Regions from separate parts of the Mus musculus genome. Here region 2 is linked to region 1. The links are chromatin loops, found by intact Hi-C in ENCODE. Cell type or tissue: left cerebral cortex. All regions are shown on one strand. Each heading gives the region's core, and the rest is flanking DNA. Links, peaks and the distances in the headings are about the cores only. Region 1 overlaps Nf1 (neurofibromin 1). Region 2 holds the start of Wsb1 (WD repeat and SOCS box-containing 1).

What was found. Hi-C counts contacts between places; a loop is a spot of excess contacts. Peaks named below come from ENCODE experiments on the same cell type or tissue, not always from the same donor. Only the 100,000 strongest peaks of a DNase experiment are listed, where the experiment ranks them.
Region 2: a loop joins it to region 1, with 3.0 times the contacts of the local background. A loop is called at or near these places in 2 of 42 quality-filtered maps.

Annotation. Positions count from the first base shown.
Region 1 is chr11:79,397,331-79,400,242 of GRCm38, forward strand. The region is part of intron 5 of Nf1 (neurofibromin 1); the gene reads left to right. Among named protein-coding and RNA genes, the nearest start is that of Nf1, 59 kb to the left of the region's middle. In left cerebral cortex, for the core only: a CTCF peak has its summit at 1,218 (motif pointing left); a DNase peak (open chromatin) is centred at 1,212.
Region 2 is chr11:79,251,996-79,254,907 of GRCm38, forward strand. Wsb1 (WD repeat and SOCS box-containing 1) reads right to left here and starts at 2,700. Exons shown (of 9, transcript NM_019653.3): 1 at 2,358-2,700. The coding sequence starts at 2,397. In left cerebral cortex, for the core only: no CTCF peak of the experiment used is centred there; DNase peaks (open chromatin) are centred at 1,361 and 2,067; H3K4me3 peaks cover 1,560 bases; H3K27ac peaks cover 646 bases.

The DNA.
Region 1 (2,912 bases), core at 200-2,699:
TAACCTAATGATAACCTCAAGGTCTTAGAAAAGCAAGAACAATCCAGATTCAGCAGCAGGGGACAGCTGGAAGTAACGATGGTCAGAGCAGAAATCAGTGAACTGAAGGATGAAAGAACTGTGTAGAGGGAAACAGAGAGTCGGCTCCTGGAAAGTTCAGCAGGATTGGCAAGTCCTGGCTTGTCAAGACTCCATCAAATTAGAGATGAACAAGCTGAGTTAACTACAGGTCCTAGTGAAGTGCAGAGAAGGAGGGTATATTCTAAATAGTTGGTAAACCTAGAAAAAAAATGGGTAAATTCTTAGGTCTATCAAAACTGAGTCAGTATGGTATTAACAGCCTCAATAGATGCATAGCAATCAAAGACATTGAAGCAGCTATAAGGCAATTCAAGTAGTAATAAAAGATCTCCCAACAAAGAATGCAAGAGCAGATGGAATCCACTGCCGAAGTCAAACAAAAATTTCCTTTACAGAAAAATAGCAAAGGAAGGAGTACTACCATTCTGTGAAGCCAGCAGTACAGTGATAAATACGCAACAAAAAGAAAACTTGAATTCTCAACAGAACTCCAGAAGCAAAACTCCAGAACACTGTGGTTTCCTTCCAGGGATGCAGTGTTGGTTTAACACAACATAGAATAAACCATAGAGTAAACCAGCATGTAGGTTTACGAGCAGAAATTACCCGGTAATCACAGGTGATCAGAAAAGGCCCTTGCTTCAGAAGTTCAGCATTCCTTTATAATAAAAGCTCAGCGGGCATAAATGAATGCACCAAAACATAAAAAAGGATGCATATGAATAAAACCCATAGCCAACATTATACTAATTGAGGGGAAAATAGGAGAAGTTCCTCCAAAATCTAGAATGAGATTAAGGTTCAGACTTTGTGTGGTGCAGACTTTTAATGCCAGTACTCAGAAGGCAGAAGCAGGTGGATCTCTTTGGTTTAAGCCTAGTTTGATCTAGTTCCAGGCCAGCTAAAACCATATATTGAAACACTGCATCAAAAACAACAGCAAAACAAAAACAAACAACCTAAAAGTTTCCAGTTCTCTTTTAGAACTTAGTTTAGTATGCCAAATCTTACCTAGGGCAGTAAGTCAAGAGAGAGCAACAAAAGGAATTCAGATGGGGAGCAAAAGTCCAATTTCCCCAGTGCTGAGGCAACATGTCTTGTTTCACAGCAGAACTGAGGTGGGAGCTCCCCCTGCTGGCTAGTTTTCACAGTGCAGAAGTTGTATGTGGGAGACTGGAGGAGAAAGGCATTAATGAGGATCGCACCGCAGAGATCTCTGCCACCCATAATACCAACTTGTAGGCAAGATGTACTCATTGCAGTAGTGGCACAACCATACGGAAACAACCAGATGCTCTGTGCTTGGTTTTGAAGCCTGTTCCCCAAGAGGGAGTCCATGCCTGGAACTGTGAACCTAGTTAACTTCCTATGCCTGAGGTCTTTGACCCTGGAAGGGAACTTACTGTTGTTGTTTAGTTAAATTGATAAAGCGCCAAGCTGCCTTTAAAATACTTAGGTTTATGTTCGTGAGTTAAACACTACTTTGAAAAGTATAATGAATAAGGAAAATTTAGAGTCACATGGCTGCTGAAGATACTGAGAGTAAGTAGTGGGCAAGTGCTCAGCCCTCAAAAAAAAAAAAAAAAAAAACAAAACATTCAGGCTACCTCTCTGAGGCTCAGGGAGCAGTGTAGAATGAGGAGTGGGAAGAGTAGAAGAGCTGGAAGCTAATGAGAAGAGCTGCAAAGTACTGTCATGTGGCCGTGACACAGCCAATGAAAATCATGATCTCACAGCAGCAGCAGCAGCAGCAGCAGCAATGGACCTATACAAGACTGGTCCCATCTACAGTCTTCATATATCTGAGAAGGGTCCATTTGGTCCTCCCCTTCCTTGCTGAACTATGAACTACTAATGGATTTGGGTTGGGGGAGAGCAAACAATGTTATCTTTTGTGTACCACCTGATCAGCCTATCGTTCTCTGATGAATAGTAGCAGACCCCTGGTCACACAGGTGACCCTAATTAAACTCAGTGCATCACTGAGTACAAAAATGTAATGTGTGAATAGGATTCTAGGGAGTCATAGAGGTAATAGTGAAATAAGAGGGAGAAGTTTGACAGGAGTCAGAAATAGGCTACATATATGTATGAAATTGTCAAAAGAACAAAAATAATAAAGTAATGAATAGAAATATGAGTAAATACAATTTTTGTTAAGAAAGAAAAAAATAGACTTTATACACACCCAAAAGGGGATTTATTAGAGTAACCTATAGGTGTGGCCCAGATAGTCCAGCAATGGCTGTCTCCTGACAGAAGGGCCAAGAACCAGACTGGATGTCCCAGCGGTCCTAATATTATGCTGGAGTCCTAGAGAAGTCTTAGAAAGCTACTGGTGTTCAGGATATGTTGGAATACAGAAGAAGTAGCATCAAGAGATGCCCTAAAGGATCTGCTGTACTCAAGACATGGCCTTCAGAGCAATCCAGTTAGCCGCTGGAAGTCTAGAGGGGCCACCCCTCCTAACACTGTTGTTGTTGTGATGATGATGATGATGTCTGTTGACTCTAAAGGGCACCAGGAGCCCAAAGTTTTCAGGAAGAAGTTTAAGCTTCCAGTTCAATGGAATGTATGTTATGCCTTGGGCAGAAAAGTTCTCCCCCCTTCTGGAACACAAGCTAGTAGGCCAGCAGACTTAAGGTTGTGGTATCAGAAAGTAAAAGTTTTTCCTGTAGGACTGTAGGGGTGATAGTGAGTGGAACCATTTCCATTTCTATCCCTTGATCCCTGGATTCCTGAATCCTGGCTAGGGAGAAACTGAACCATATATTAGATGCTGAAGCACATACTGCTTTCTGGAGAACCCTGCCCCAGTCTTCCAGGGTTCT
Region 2 (2,912 bases), core at 113-2,612, 150 kb before region 1:
TGTTTTCTTTTTTAGATACTCAAATCTGCTGAATGGTAGTGGCACACGCCTTTAATCCTAATCCCATCACTCAGTTGGCAGAGGCAGACAAGAATCTCTTGAGTTTGAGGCCAGCCTGCTCTACAGAGTTCCCGGGTTACACAGAGAAATTCTGCCTTAAGGAGAACAAAGAAAAAATAAAACAAAAAACAAAAGAATTCAAAATCTTCCTTCTACCCCACCCACCTATTGAGCGGAATCTGATCTGAGAACAATCTTGACCTCATGACCTCATATGACACCTATATAGGAGTCTTCTCTAGGATACAATAGTTCTAGTTCTTTCCATCAGTCTTCAGATTATAAAGTTTTGAGTCAATTTTCTATCTTTTCCTACCTTAATTTTTACATTTTCCTGGAATACATTCCCATTAGTAGTAACCCTTAAAAAGGTGATACCCAGAACTGGAGACTACTTCCTGGTGTGGTTTAACCAAAGTGATAGAGAACCCCCACTTCTTCAAAAGGGAGCAACATAGAATAAGCTCACATTCCTGTTACTGGCAGTCACATGAGTCTGATATAAGACTCATGAGTAGGTGAGCCTCAATGCCAGCAGAATGCATTTTCAATGCGAAACCTCAGAAGGAGCACATTGCTGCAGGCTTCCTGCATTTCTCCAAGCCTACATATACTCTTACACGGTCCTTTCACTGGGGTTCTTCTCATACTCAGCCCCCCAAACTGGGATTCCTGCTTAACTTTCATCTATTGGTCAAAATGAATTTTAGGAAGGACTTCATTCACAAATAAGGAAAACAAGTTTTAAAATTCTACTTTTTAAAAGAAGGCAATGGAAACATTCGCTTTAAAAGAGAATGCTCCCAAGTTGATCTAAGAAGAATACTTTATTTCCCAGAGATTTATATCTGTACTTTAAGGTTACTTTTAAAAACTAGTCTTGGGTACACTCATTTGGCTACTTTTCTTTATAAAGTGTTAATGAGATAGAGATGTGGCTGGTTCAAACACCAAACCCCAAGAAACAATTCACTAACTCATCTTCAAATGTAAGACATTCTAATTGTTACATAGTCAGCATTTTTCTAAGTGCCTTCACGTTTCCTTGTTAGCTAACAGACACAAACGATTTTTATACTTTAATTAGCTGCTTTAAATACTCAAGTACTGACTAGTAAAATATTATCAACCTCAAGGTTTTTCTCTAAAGTGCTTTGGGGAAAAAAAAAAGTAATGGGGCAGTGGGTGGGAACCAGCCCTAAAACCCAACCTATCTGCATAGCACTTACATCATGAGTCATCACTGAACAAGGCTAACCAGATTCAAGTTCTTCCTCACATTCCATCCTCCGATTTCACGACCAGAAAGGAAGTGTGACAGTGCCTTGTTAAAGAGGGTAGTAGCTCAGTTATAGCCTGACCTGGAACTCTTCACACACTCATGGAGTCCTGCCCCTACCTTTAGCATGGACATGAAAATCCAATTGACAAAACTGTAAAGTCAGTGTCTACTGACGATAATTTTGTTCAACGAATGTCATCCAATGGGCTCAAAGGTGACTCCTTTGAGAGAATTTAAATAATGCTAAGTGCTTTAAAGGGGCCAACGGGCAGGTCTGGCCCACGCCCTTCCACTCCCCATTGTCCAGGCTTCAGCCAGACGCGTGACAGGTCTAGCCACGGCTACATCCTCTGTACAATAGCCCTCCTTCAGCCATTCCACCTATTCTCACGGCTCCTTCCACCCCCACCCCCCCGTGTAGGTGGGCAACATATTCCCTCCTTAGAACCCTTCACTTTCATAACGCCATCCTTTAAAAAACACTAAAACTTTTTTTTCTACGCCGCTGACACCTCTCCAGGTCCCTTTCTCAATAGAGTACCGGACATACAGATGCTGCTGTTCCTGCTGCGCCTCAAAAAACACAAAAGTTCACAACTTCTTCCCACCAAAGAGAGCCTAGGATAGACCACTTAGCCTATGCTAGTAACTCTCCAGGTCCATTCGATATCCAAGACACAGCCGGGAGAATCCCAGGACGTCCGATCCGCACCCCAGCTGTGATGGTGTCACTAGGGTTTGCCCGGCGCTGAGCAAACTCGGGAGGCCCGCTCTGGGTCCATTCACTCCCGGCCGACGCCCATCGCGGGACCGCTTCCTCCCGCCACGCAGCGTCAGTCCTTGCTCCTCTCCATTTCTCCGGAGCCCGGGCATCCGGTCCCCCGCGCTCGTGGGCCTTGGCATCGGACTTCCCCGTTCTCCCATCCCCCACCCCCGTTTTCCCCCCGGGCCCCGGAGCCAGCCCCTTCACGCTCTGCCGGTAGACCCCGCGCTCCCCCTCCATCCCGAGCCTCACCGATCTCTTTCTCGTTAACCCTCGGGGGAAAGCTGGCCATCTATGGGGCACCGTCTGATTCCGGGAACTCGATTCGGACGCGACAACAGAGAAGGGACTCAGCGGGGGCTGAGGGGCGTGACGCGGGCTCAGGCTCTCCCGGGTGTGGAGACTGCAGAGAGAGCGCGGGCGGCCGCTGCGGCTTCTGCGGACTGCCCGGAGGAAATCACCGGAATGCCTGGAACAAAGCCACCGGGTCACACTCAGACAAAAGAGCCGGCGCGCCTTCCACTCACAGACTCACACAGCCCGCCAATGCTTCCGCCGCCAAACCAGACACTGAGACAAGATGGCGGGCGGCACTGATAATATCTGGGAGGCGGGGTGTAGTGGGTGACGTCAGACCATCAGGCCCCGCCCCTCGACGCAGGGGACGTGATGGTCTGGATTCACGGACGGGCGTGAGCCCTCAAAGCGCGACCTGCGGGCATTTTCGAAGTCGAAGGCTCATTGCCAAGGGCAAGCCCGGGATTATATAATGCACGTGACCGAACCGGAAAGGGCAAAGTAGACGTT